Regions from separate parts of the Homo sapiens genome. Here region 2 is linked to region 1. A link is a contact called in ENCODE Hi-C data. All regions are on one chromosome and are shown on one strand. The core of a region is the stretch at or near the end of the contact, and the rest is flanking DNA. Distances in the headings are between cores, read along the strand shown.

Region 1 (6,319 bases), core at 1,360-3,859:
TCTCAGTTTCTCAACTATATATTATAGAATGGAGACATTAATAGCCTGACCACTTTGGTACTATTATTATGAGGATTAAATGAGATAATCTGTGAAGAATTATATATGGCATGAACAAGTCATATATAAAGTGCTGAGTAAACTTCAGATACTGAAGTTACACAGCAGACTGTGGGCTCCTCCAACGCAAAGACTGGGTCTTATTCATCTCTGCAACTTTTTTGCCTAGCACGAAGTCTGGCTGAATATTTGGTACAAAATACATGTTTACTGGATAACTAAATAATCGCAATAATTAATTGGCAATTATTCTGGTGTAATCCCCTGCACATGATCGCGTGTTCAAGACAAGCATTTTTGAAAAAAAATCTATCGCCCAATCCTCCCCTGCCCCCACCTGAGCCACTATTTGTTACTACTCAACCCAGAACTATCCTACTTCTCTTTTCAAAGTGGAATGGAGAGACTTGGCTTGAGGCAAAGGTCACAAGAGCCAAACTCCAGGCATCAGGTCCAACCCTGTGAGGAAGTTGCTGTGAAGCGTGCGGCACTGTTTTCCTGTAGCCAAAGTTATAAAGTGTGATTGATGTGTTACGGTTTAGATGGTGAGGATATGTGGCTCTGTGGGCTGTAAGCCTTCCGGAGGGCTGGGGCCTGAGAGACTTAAGGGAAGAGGAGTAAGAAAGCTCCTTTGGAAAAATGAGTTTAGAGAGCAGGATGTCATGGGATGGGATGGGGAGGAGCGGGAGTGGGGGTAGACAAAATTGGGGAGGAGGAGGATCTGGGAGCTTACCTGGGCCCTTCATCTAGCTAGGGAGATAGAGCTCTCAGGAATGTCAGCAATAAGCTCAGAGCACAACTGTACTAGTGTAAGATCTCCAGCCACCAAACAGAAACGGTACCACCTGGAGAAAGAAAAAGGGCACTAAGGGAAAACTGGAGTCGGAAGCAAAATGTTCTACCAGGAAACTAGATCTCAAGGAACTGCTTGTTACATGTTCAGAGTACTTTCCATCCATCAACTCATGCCCATTTCAGTCTTCCAAAGTCAACAGCTCCAGCGTGCCTGGTCAGTGCTGAGCCCAGGACTCAACACGGGTGCTGCAGGTTGCTTAGGGGCACGCCAACATTTCAAGGGCTATAAACGACAGACCAAGTGTCCGCTCTGTTTAAGAGACACAAGTGGAGATAGGAAAGAACCTTTGACTTAAGTGTGGGGGTGGCAGGGGCAGGAACTGCCCCAGAGTTGGCCACCGTGGGACCCCCATTGCTAGGGGCTCTCTCCTGTCACTTAGCATCTTTCCTCCCCACCGCTGGCACGCGGCGTGAATGGCAGGGCACTCCAGCAGGACGAGAACAGAGCTCCGTCACAGGCCCCCAGCATCCCCGGAGAGAAGATAGAGCCGCCCCACGGCCTTCACAGGAGGGGGTAAGGGGGCGGAGAGGGGAGAGGATTGTTTGTTTATTTGTTTCCTGGAACACCCTGTTAAGAATCTCAGCAATTGCAGTTAGTGCCCTATCGTTTGGCAAGCAGAGCCGCTTCTCGTCGTTCCCAGCTGCACGGGATCTAATTCGCAAATACACCATCTTGCATTCAATACTTAAATGGAAAACAAGCAGCCCGGGGAGGGAGGCAAAAAGTCTGAGTCTGCATGCCCGTTTCGGAGGGATTTAGGTTTCCAGGTCGGTGGACTGGCTGCTGCTGTCCCCGGAGAGGATTTCTTTGAGCCCGAACCCTGTCTCACCTCGACTACAGAACCCACTCTGGCGGAGGTTACGAGCCGCAGTTAAAGAGAAAACGGGATTTGGTTGGGTCTTAGGCCTTGCCAGTACAAAATAGTAACAAAAATCTGTTTGAGAGCTGAGATTTTAAAAGGAGATGCTGCTTATTCTTCCCACTGGAAACCTGGTTAAAAGAAATTAAGGCCTCTCTTAAAGGTAACTAAGATTAGAGGGCTCGGTTTCCGTTTTCTGTGTTTCTGTGGGCTAAACGCCCAGGTCGGTCAGCGAGTTTGTGTGGAATGACGAATTCCTCTCCCCTGAATTCTAAAATGATAACTTTGCTTGGTGCTGCAGCTGCGAACGTCTGGCGCCAAGAGACCCAATTCTGGTCGGGGCTTTGCTGGATGGAGAAGTGGGGGTGAGTGGGTAAGGGGGAAGAGTCGTGCCTCGGTGAAAAGTCGGGAGAGCGGCGAGAAGGGAAGTAACGGCGGCTCCTCCTGGCCTCGGCCCCTTTAAGTGCTTCACTGACTCAGCTAAGCTTCCCCCTCAGGTCGCGTTTTTTATGAATGAAAAACGTCCTTACATTCATTATATAAACAAGCCTGTGCTGATTGGCCAATGGCCCCCGGTGCATAAATTATGTAAAACAGACCCCTGAGGGGGTGGAGAGAGATGCACCGCTGGCCAATGGGGGCCGGAGTTGATGGGGCGGCTTGGTTGGATTTGCCCGCAGACAGGGTAAACAAGAGGTGATGGACAGCCGCGGGAACGGCCTCTGGCCAATGGGAACAAGGCTGGGCTAGGGCCGCGGGCCAATGGCGGCGGGCGGAGCAGCGAGCCGCGGGGGGCCGGGCCAGCGCTCCAGCCTGGTTGGCAGCTGCGGCGCAGAGTCCAGCCGCTGGTGCGCGGAGCGGTTCACCGTCTTCGGAGCGGTTCGGCCCAGCCTTTCGCCCAGGCGCCCAGGCCCGCTGCGCGCGTGCGTGAGCGCGCCTGCGCCGCCGGGGCCGCTGCAAGGGGAGGAGAGAGGCCGCCTCAGGTGAGGGGGCTTTGCGGGGGCAGGGGGGAGATCGGAAGGGGCGTCCGGCCACTGGTCCGACAGGCCCAGCCGGCTAGAGTTCACGGGCTGATTCAGAATCTTCAAAGTCGGGGTGCAGTAGCTGGGGTGACCCCCCCCGGGTTGACCGCCCCCTCCCCCCGCGGCCCGGTCCGGTTTGGTTCCTGGGAGGCGTCGGGCGGGTGCGGCTAACGGTTCCGGAGCGCGGGGAGAGCGGCTTTCCACACGTCGTGGGGGAGGCGCCCCGGAGCGCGAGTGCGGGGGCTCCCGAGTGGATGGGGGATCGCGGAGTTGCGAGGCTTTCACAGTCTCTGGAGATTCGAGAGCCCCGAGGGGACTTGGAGGCTCGCGAGAAGAGACGCTTGGCGGAGCTCCGCAGTTGGGAGGAGGGGGCGGGAAGCAGTTTGAGGGGAATGTCTGAGAGGCGCTGCCCCCCAGAGCACCGGGAGGGGGTAAATGACACAGGCAAGTGCAGCCTGCGGGGGCGGGGGTCGACCAGGAACTTACGCAGGCCTTGCAAGTTTCAGGTGGTGGAAAGTGGACATCCAGTCGCCCTGCTCCCACCCAGCAGGCTGAGGGCGTCCGGCTGTGCGGCGACTCGAGAAAATCGGGGCGCACCGGAACAGCGGCCTGGGGATGGTGGGGATAACACGGGTGTGGAGGGGACAGCACCGAAAGATGCTGCAGCCTCGCAGCGGATTAGGGTTCCGGCCGCATTTTCAGAGGGTGGAGAAAACTCGGGGGGGAACCGAACTCCTGGTCGACGAGGGGGTGCCAGGGAGAGATGTTGGGGGTGGGGGGATTGGAAGCGGTTGGTAGCGCCGGGCGCCGCACCTCGTTTTTATGAATGTGGGTGACTTTATGAATGAAGCGGGTTTCTTTCGTTGGCTCGCTGCTCCCTGCGGCTTTTTTTTTTTTCTTCCCTTTTTGTGAATGAAGCATTGAGCTTTCTTCCTAAAACGCTGGGGTGAGGGGCCTGCGTCGGAGGCTGGGCGTGCGTTGGAAATGGGGGCGGGGGCGCAGCTGAAGGAGTTTTCATGAATGGGGAAGGCTGAGAATTGGGTGGAAGTGTGTCTTGTTTTGTGAATGGGGCCCAGCGCTAGAGATCCAGTTACAGCCTCTACCTGATGTGGCGGCCGCGGCTCGCTCTCCCATTCATAAAACCGGGCCCGCTGCGCGCCACAGGGGAGGGGCCTGGATCGCGCCGCTGCGCTGTGCTAAAGTTTTCCTGGGGGCGCCCGGGGCGCGGGTGGTGGGGGGGCAAAGGAAGTGGTTTAAACTCCTGGATGAACTCGAGCCTTTCCTTCAGGCTTTTAAAAAAATTATACTTGGAATACAATTTTTCTAACCCTGGAATGCCTCTTTTCCGTTCGTTTATGGCAGTTTATTTCTTTTAATTTTTTAGAATTTTTTTTGCTCTTCCGGGTGAAGTATTTCATCATGAGACTGAAAAATATCTCCCCCTCCCGTCTTCTACTGGTTGTCCCCTTCCTCCTAACACATTCACAAAATGTCTTAGGCCATGATTTAATCTGACAGATTTTCCTAAGCGACAGAGCACTCTCTCTTTCATGCCCCTCAACTCACTGCTGAGGTTTCTCAGATTTTGTATACGGTTTGGTGGCATTTGAGAGAGGCGTTATTCTGAACATTTCTTGTGGTGTTTGGACGGGGCACGCAGGCAGGCTGGCGCGAGTGTTTTTCTAGGAAGTTATGAACTGTGTGCTATTTTGCTCCTCTCTTTCCTTTGACTTTGAAAATATCTGATTCCTTGGGCCAAAGTGCTGCGGAGGATGCTGGCTGTGAAGGGTGTCCTTGTATCCTGCCCACTTATGAAAAATTTGATATGCTACACACAGTGTGAAAAACAAATTGGATGGAATTGCTCACCGGGGGAAAAGTTTCCTGTTTAAAATTGTGTATATGTCAAACAAAAGAAGTTGACCTTTAAGCATTTTGAATTGCTTAGAGCTGGAGTGAGTGAAATTAATGTTTTTCCACCTTTTGTTGACTTAACGGTGTTTTTATTTGAAGAATAAAAGTGTTTAGGAAGATGGTACCTCCCTGAAATTGTTACTTTATTCCACTCACGTTAGGAGAAGTTTTCTCCCTTCTAACCCCACCCTTTTTCCCCAGACTCACACACTTACCCGTCCTGAAATGAGTTTCATTTGGGGGTGGGGGGGTATGTCTAGAAAAAAATGATTCCGCTATATGAAACAGCCTAAGTTTTAAAAGACCTTTGGTAGAGATGCATTGTACCACATGCAATGGAATTAGTTTTTTTAATCCATTACTTTTCATAGACATTTTACTCTTTTAGAAGTTGGAGATGTCACAAATATCTCTGTAAGTAACCAGGGAGATATTTGTGACATTACAGATGCTATATCTGTTTAGTCCTCTTTTAAATAAAGAGTTGTGTGTGAAGATAAGTATACCTCTGATCAATTTATTCCAGGAACTATATATAGTGTTTTAACAGTGACCTACAAAATGCTTTTGGAAACACCATGTATGTCAGATCTTTAATTGCCAATAATTTGGAATACTTAAACCCAGTTTCTCTGCTTCCTGACACTGTACTGTCAAAAATTAAATTATCTCTTTTTTAAAAACCCTACTACAAATGCCCTGGAGTATATGAGAGAATCTTGAAATCACCCTTTTATTTTATTTTATTTATTTATTTTTGTTTTGGTAGAGAACAGACAGTAGCAAATCTGTAATTTTAATGATTTAAATAAGAAAGAAAAAATGATGACTGGGTAAATGGATTTGGCACGGAGTACATCCTGTACCTCTGATACCATTAATCAAGCCCGGCATTGGTGTGTAAAGCTTGCACCTTGAGTAGGTTTTAAGTACTTCACAGAAGGGTAATAATTTTGCACAGGCCCTAAAAAAAAGGCAGTCTAAAATTGTTTCATTTCTTTTTTTCCCCCCTCTTAGTTAAAATCTCCCAAATTCATATTACAGGAGGATCCCTTTTCCCCCAGAAATTACTCAATGCTGAAACCTCTCAAAGTGGTATTAGAGACGCTGAAAGCACCATGGACGGGTTTTATGATCAGCAAGTCCCTTTTATGGTCCCAGGGGTAAGTTTATGTGGCTTTTGGTTTGTTTTGTCCTCCCTCTCCAATATGAGTCTTCCCCCTGTGGACCTCTTTACTACACTTGAGCCTTCACTTTCTGTTGGCCTCTTTCAGAAATCTCGATCTGAGGAATGCAGAGGGCGGCCTGTGATTGACAGAAAGAGGAAGTTTTTGGACACAGATCTGGCTCACGATTCTGAAGGTAGTAAAGCTTTCCCTGATTATGTTGTGGCTTCCCTGCTCCCAGTGACAGTAGCGTGTAGATTCTTCCCTGTCTTCTCCCTAGCGAAAGAAATATCCTCATTCTGGGGTCTTCTTTTTCAATTTCAGAGCTATTTCAGGATCTCAGTCAACTTCAAGAGGCTTGGTTAGCTGAAGGCAAGTTTCATGGATGTCCTATTTTCCATATAAAACATTTTACTGTGCTTTTTAATAAAACTTAAAGGTC
Region 2 (6,319 bases), core at 1,184-3,683, 1.0 Mb before region 1:
GTCTTCAAAGTTACTGACAAGGAATACAATGGGGTGTTAAGATTTGACACACACATTATTTCAGGAAAATAAATTTTAAAATCATATCCCAATGTCATTATTTGAGCATCAGCTGTAGTTGGGTAGTAAAGTGTAATATCAGGCTTTTGGCAACTAGTTGCATTGTTCATCAACAACATTAAGTCACCAAGCTTAAAACATCACAACAATGAATTTAATCAATGAACAATGAAATGTTATCAAGACCATTCACAAAATTAAAAGCAGGCCTGGCGTAGTGGCTCACCCCGTAATCCCAACACTTTGGGAGGCTGAGGCAGGTGGATGACCAAAGGTCAGGAGTTCGAGACGAGCCTGGCCAACATGGTGAATCCCTGTATCTACTAAAAATACAAAAATTAGCCAGGCATGTTGGCATGCACCTGTAATCCCAGCTACTTGGGAAGCTAAAGCATGAGAATTACTTGAACCTGGGAGGCGGAGGTTGCAGTGAGATTGTGCCACTGCACTCCAGTATGGGCGATAGAGACTCCTCAAAGAAAAAAAAAACAACTATATGAATTAAAGCTTACATTAACAACAAATAAGAGTTTGAATGTGTTATCCTGCATATGGAAATCAGATAGGTCTTTGAAGAAAAACTGCAACCTCCGCCTCCCAGGTTCAAGCGCTTCTCCTGCCTCAGCTTTCTGAGTAGCTAGGACTACAGGCACGTACCACCACGTTTGACTAATTTTTGTATTTTTAGTAGAAACAGGGTTTCATCATGTTGGCCAGGATAGTCTCGATCTCCTGACCTGGTGATCCACCCGCTTCGGCCTCCCAAAGTGCTGGGATTACAGGCGTGAGCCACTGCATCCGGCCAGAAAAACATTTTAAAATACTTTGTACACTATTTGAAATGACTATGGAATGCTTGTTTCAATCAATAAAAAAAAGAAATATGAAATGTGAAATGCTTGTTTCAATCAATAAAAAAAAGAAATGTGAAATGTAAAATTTAATAAAATTTAAATTTTAGATACATTTAAAATGTCAAAGTCCTCCTTAAGCTTCAAGAAAATAAAATCAATCTCCTTAAAATGAACAAATTATGATGAATTCGTCAAAAATATTTATATTGTGTTAACCTCATTTACCAAGACATTTCAAATTTACATCTTTGTGTCTGTTAAAGACAGATTTAGAAATACACTAATTTTATTCAAATACAGTTTTTAGTTATGATGATTAGATTTAAAGATATGTGTGATCGGTCAGTTTATGATTATGTAGAATAACATGTCAATATTTACAGGATAATGCAGGTAGGTAAGACACCTGTTCTACTATTGCATGATTTCATGATTTAACTGGTGTAATTAGGAAAGGTTTTAGATCTAATTCGAACTGTCATATCCACTTTTTTTTTTTTTTTTTTTTTTTTTTTTTTTTTTTTTTGAGATGCAGTCTCACTCTGTTGCCCAGGCTGGAGTACAGCTCATTGCAACCTCTGCCTCCAGGGTTCAACCGATTCTCGTGCCTCAGCCTCCTGAGCAGCTGGGATTACAGGCACCCGCCACCACGCCTGGCTAGTTTTTGTATTTTTGTAGAGACAGGGTTTCATCATGTTGGCCAGGCTGGTCTCGAACTCCTGACCTGAAGTAAACCACCCACCTTGGCCTCCCGAAATGCTGGGAAGATATACTTCTAATAACAGCATTTCCAACTACATTACTTGGTTGAAACAGTTGAAACTGCCATTGCAGTTGCAGTAAAGGTAACAAGAGGTAAACTTCTAATATGTAACAGGAGATTTGACTTTTCTCATATGTAACAGGAGATTTGACTTTTCATCTAGAATTAGAACCAAAATCGTTAAATTTGTATAGATATTTGCATTAGCAGAAATCCCATTTTGTTCATGTTGTTTTTAAATAAAGTGACTCGTTTAAAATTTAGTTGCATTTTAAAAATCTGTGTTATGGGAGTGGTAATACTGACTCCAGGCAGGGAAATGAGACAATTGTTAGAGACGCAGGGATGGAGCTGAGAGGTCCTCCTGGTCTCCAATGGCCCGGCGGTGGCTCGATGGGAGGGAGAGCGCCCCCTGGAGGCATTGGCGGTTCCTGGCTCGTGTGCTCGCGGGAACCCAAGCTGTGAGCCTCTGGCCCCGCCAGGGCGTACGAATCCTTTCCTCGTTTATCCAGTATTAAGTCACGCTGTGTGCTAAGTACCGTGGCCAGGCAGCAGCTAGACAACGCGCTGAGGTAAAATAGAGAACTAAGGAAGAATGGGGGACCCCAAAGTCAACTTGGTGACACATCACACGCAGGAGTCGGACCCACGGCTCCCCGAGCCACAGCTCAGTGGGGCGGGACCGCCCGGGCCTGGGCGGGGCCGGGGCGGGGCCTGTCACGGGGGAAATCACCGCCCTAGCATCCGGGGAAATCGCGGTCTTAGCATCCGGCGCGCGGCGGTTGAATTGCTGCGCCCAGCGAGGCAACCGCCTCCGAACGCCAGGTGGGGGCGAGGCGTCTCGGAGTCTCAGAGACACCAAGGCCCCTGCGACAAGGTGGCTGCAGCTAGGCCGGGGGCGTCAGGACGACGGAGCGGGTTCGGGTCGGTGACACGCAGACCTGAGGGAGCTGGGCCCGCCTTTTCCGCCCGCGCCCCAGGCCCTTGCAGATCGAGATTTGCGTCCTAGAGTGGGAAAAAAGCAGAGGCCAGGGCGCCGGTAAGTAAAGGTTCCTCCTCACCCGCCGCCAGGGCCCGGTCCGCCCAACGAGCAGGGCGGCGTGAGGGTCACGGGCTGGAAACAACAATGCCACAGCTCAAGCCGACTCCAACAGTAGTAGCGTTTTTGTTTGTTTGTTTGTTTGTTTGTTTTTTGAGACAGGGTCTCCCTCCGTCGCCCAGGCTGGAGTGCAGTGGTGTGATCTCGGCTCACTGCAACCTCCGCCTCCGGATTCAAGCGATTCTCCCGCCTTAGCCTCCTGAGTAGCTGGGGTTACAGGCGCGCGCCACCACACTCGGCTAATTTTTGTATTTTTAGTAAAGACGGGTTTCACCATATTGGTCACACCAGTCTCGAACTCCCGACCTCAGGTGATCCGCCCGCCTCGGCCTCCCAAAGTGCTGGGATTACAGGCGTGAGGCACTGCTCCTGGCCTACAGTAGTGGCTTCTGGAGGCCACTCAGGCACCCCCTGTTTCTAGCTTAGAGAAGGAGGAAATCGACAATAAAGTAGCCTTAAAGGGATCCATGTTCCGCCCTGCCACCTCTTCAGATGTCAGCGTTGTCCAACTAGTGTCCCTAGAATTACCCAGGATGTGAGTGGCACTGATTCATCAGTGGTTTAATCAGCAAAACCAAGTGTCTTACCTATCTGCCTCATCTGCTCACTGCCTCTTTCCAAGGCGTTCTCACAGGCGCAAACACTTTCTTTTCCTCCATTAATTCCAGTAGGTAAGATTTTGCAGTCTCCTTTAAGGTCCCCGTTTCTCAAAGATAGCCCAAGGAATCTCGCCACTTCCTTGCCTTTTACACATCTGGATTCATCCAGAGACATAAACCCTGACCAGGACTAGCTTCAAAAGGGTCCCACCCGTGCAGTCACATAGGGCTCAGAAGGGCCCTGTACTTACTTTCTTGCTCTGCTATGGCAATCTTGAAATTCTTAATTTTTAAACCAGCACCCGCCTCCCCTCCCCGCCACCTCCACAACATTTTCATTTTGCACTGGGCCTGGCCTTAATTCTCAATTTTCTCAAAGGCTGTCATGTAACTATATAAAAATATAGTTAAAAGAGTTTCTTCTCTAGACATGTCTTTAGTCACTAGGACATCAAGAGACAGGACGGATGCTTCTATTAACTGAGAGTTGTTGGAATCATAAAGGCTTTGTAATCCAATAGTCACCCTCCACGCCTTCTCAATTTCAGAACCTAAGAGAGTTTGCTTAGAGAAAGAACCTGAGAGGTTGTAAAGCTGAGCTGACCAAAGCTCATTGAATCACATGTAGCTATTCAGCACTTGAAATGTGGCTGGTCTGAAAAAAGATGTGCTACAAATGTTAAAACGCACACCAGCTTTTAAAGTCTCTTTTTTTCCTTTTTTTTTTTTTTTGAGACGGAGTATCCTTCTGTCGCTGGAGTGCAGTGGCGCAATCCTGGCTCACTGCAACTTCTGCTGCCTGGGTTCAAGTGATTCTCCCGTCTCAGCCTCCCGAGTAGCTGGGATTGTGGTAGCTGTGCCTGCCACCACACCCGGCTAATTTTTGTATTTTTAGTAAAGACGGGGTTTCACCATGTTGGCCATGGTTGGCCAGGCTGGTCTCGAATTCCTGACCTCAGATGATCTGCCCGCATCAGCCTCCCAAAGTGCTGGGATTGCAGGCGTGAGCCACCGCACCCGGCCAATTTTTCTTTTTCTTTTTTGAAGACGGAGTCTTACTCTGTTGCCCAGGCTGGAGTGCAGTGGTGCAACCTCGGCTCACTGCAGCCTCCGCCTCCCGGGTTCAGGTGATCCTCCTGCCTCACCTCCCCAAGTAGCTGGGACTACAGGCATGTGCCACCACGCTGTCTAATTATTTTGTATTTTTAGTAGAGACGGGGTTTCACCATGTTGGCCAGGCTGGTCTGGAACTCCTGACCTCAGGTGATCCTGAGCATTTTGGCCTCCCAAAATGCTGGGATTACAGGTGTGAGCCACTGCACCTGACACTTTTTTTTTTTTTTTTTTTTTTTTTTGAGGAAGAGTGTTGTTCTGTTGCCCAAGCTGGAGTGCATTGACTCAATCATGACTCACTACAACCTCATCTCCTCGGCTCAAGCCATCCTCTTGCTGCCTCAGCCTCCCGATCACAGGCATGCACCACCATGCCCAGCTAATTTTTAAATTTTTTTGTAGAGATGAGGTCTCACTATGAGAAACATACTCGGGCTGATCTCAAACTCCTGAGTTGAAGCAATCCTCTCGCCTCCCAAAATGTTAGGATTACAAGTGTGAGCCACTGCACTCAGCCTAAAGTCTCCTTTTTAATTTAAAATATTTTATCCACCTTTATATTAATTACATGCTTAAATGGTATTTTAAATAAATCAGATTAAATAAAATATATTCAAATTAATTTTACCTGTTCCTATTTATTTTTTAACATGACTCAGAAAATTTTAAATTGTAACTATATGTGGGGCTCACATTATATTTCTTTGGGAAAACACTATTACAAAAGTTTTGAGATATTGGAAACTTCTTATAATGTTCAGAAAAACTGCCTTCCCCACCACCCACCCCACCCAAAAAACTACTCACATTGACTCTTATCTCCCAGAAAATACCACTACCTACTCTTATCCTATGCGATCCATATCAAACAACCTTACTAACCCAGCTTAACTCAAAGGCCTTGGCAGTTAAAGAACCACAGCCTAATTACAGATGGTCTAGGGCTGCAGAGAAAGGCTCAAACTTCCCTCAGCTGTTGCATTAGAACCAACTCAGTTGCTGGCAGACCTATCTCTACTGCTTTGGCTGTTTGATTGTCCAGTTTTGCATAAGTGAACTGTAAAACTATAGAGAAAGGAAGAAAGATGTCATCAGGGAGGGTGGTCACCTCACCAACCTTCACTCCTAATTATATTGTTACAAACTCTGGCACTGCAGCATCCTTGGGCTGACTTCTTTTTGTCAGTCACACCACTTTAAAAAGTAATTAGCTTTAGTGAAGAAATTGCCGATGCTCTAGTCTGAAGTGTAGATAGGGACAGAAAATTACCTGTAAATTTAAGCTTTCACTTGAGCAGTCTCCATTAGTTATGGAATATAAAATGGGCAGACTCCAATATCTCGATCTTTAGTGTTTTGAATGGCTCTCAAAAGCAGTGTGATGAGGGAAGATGTTAGCTTTACATCAGTGTGTACTGGATGCAGTCCTAATCCAGTCCTCCTAGAGCCTCTAGTTCCATGGAAAGAGTTCTTAGTCTGTTAGTTCACATGAGTGCCAATTGTTCAAAAGAACCTGGCATCTCTCTTGCTCTGTCTCTCGCCATGCGGCATGCCTGCTCCTCCTACACCTTCTACCAAGAGTTAAAGCATCAGATGCCTAGCAGATGCTGGTGCCATGCTTGTACCACCTGCAAAACCATAAGCCAAATAAAACTCGTTATAAGTTGCCCAGCCTCAGGTATTCCTTTATAGCAAGGCAAAATGGATCAACACACTTGGTTTATGTCTTCCTTTGGAAAGATAAGGCTGTTTGTGAGCTACCTCACCCACGAGTGTGTTTTGCCTATTCACTGCTTACCCGTCTGTATTAGTCTTTCATGCTGCTGATAAA

What was found. Hi-C counts contacts between places; a loop is a spot of excess contacts on that map. Pooled maps may share reads with other maps.
Region 2: a loop to region 1 is called in a map of natural killer cell, with 12 times the contacts of the local background. The contact joins the promoter of RPL39L here to the promoter of ETV5 in region 1. A Hi-C loop is called at or near these places in 2 of 168 maps with a recorded cell type or tissue (endothelial cell of umbilical vein and natural killer cell), 2 of 37 single-sample maps with no recorded cell type and 9 of 50 pooled maps.

Annotation. Positions count from the first base shown.
Region 1 is chr3:186,105,379-186,111,697 of GRCh38, reverse strand. ETV5 (ETS variant transcription factor 5) reads left to right here and starts at 2,609. Exons shown (of 13, transcript NM_004454.3): 1 at 2,609-2,758; 2 at 5,756-5,874; 3 at 5,986-6,073; 4 at 6,202-6,249. The coding sequence starts at 5,830. RefSeq lists silencers at 2,297-2,926, 2,957-3,056 and enhancers at 2,090-3,068, 3,827-3,886.
Region 2 is chr3:187,135,610-187,141,928 of GRCh38, reverse strand. It overlaps RPL39L (ribosomal protein L39 like), which reads left to right and starts at 2,433. Exons shown (of 3, transcript NM_052969.3): 1 at 2,433-2,716. RefSeq lists a silencer at 2,293-2,522 and enhancers at 2,563-2,712, 2,753-2,852, 2,721-3,227, 4,417-4,917.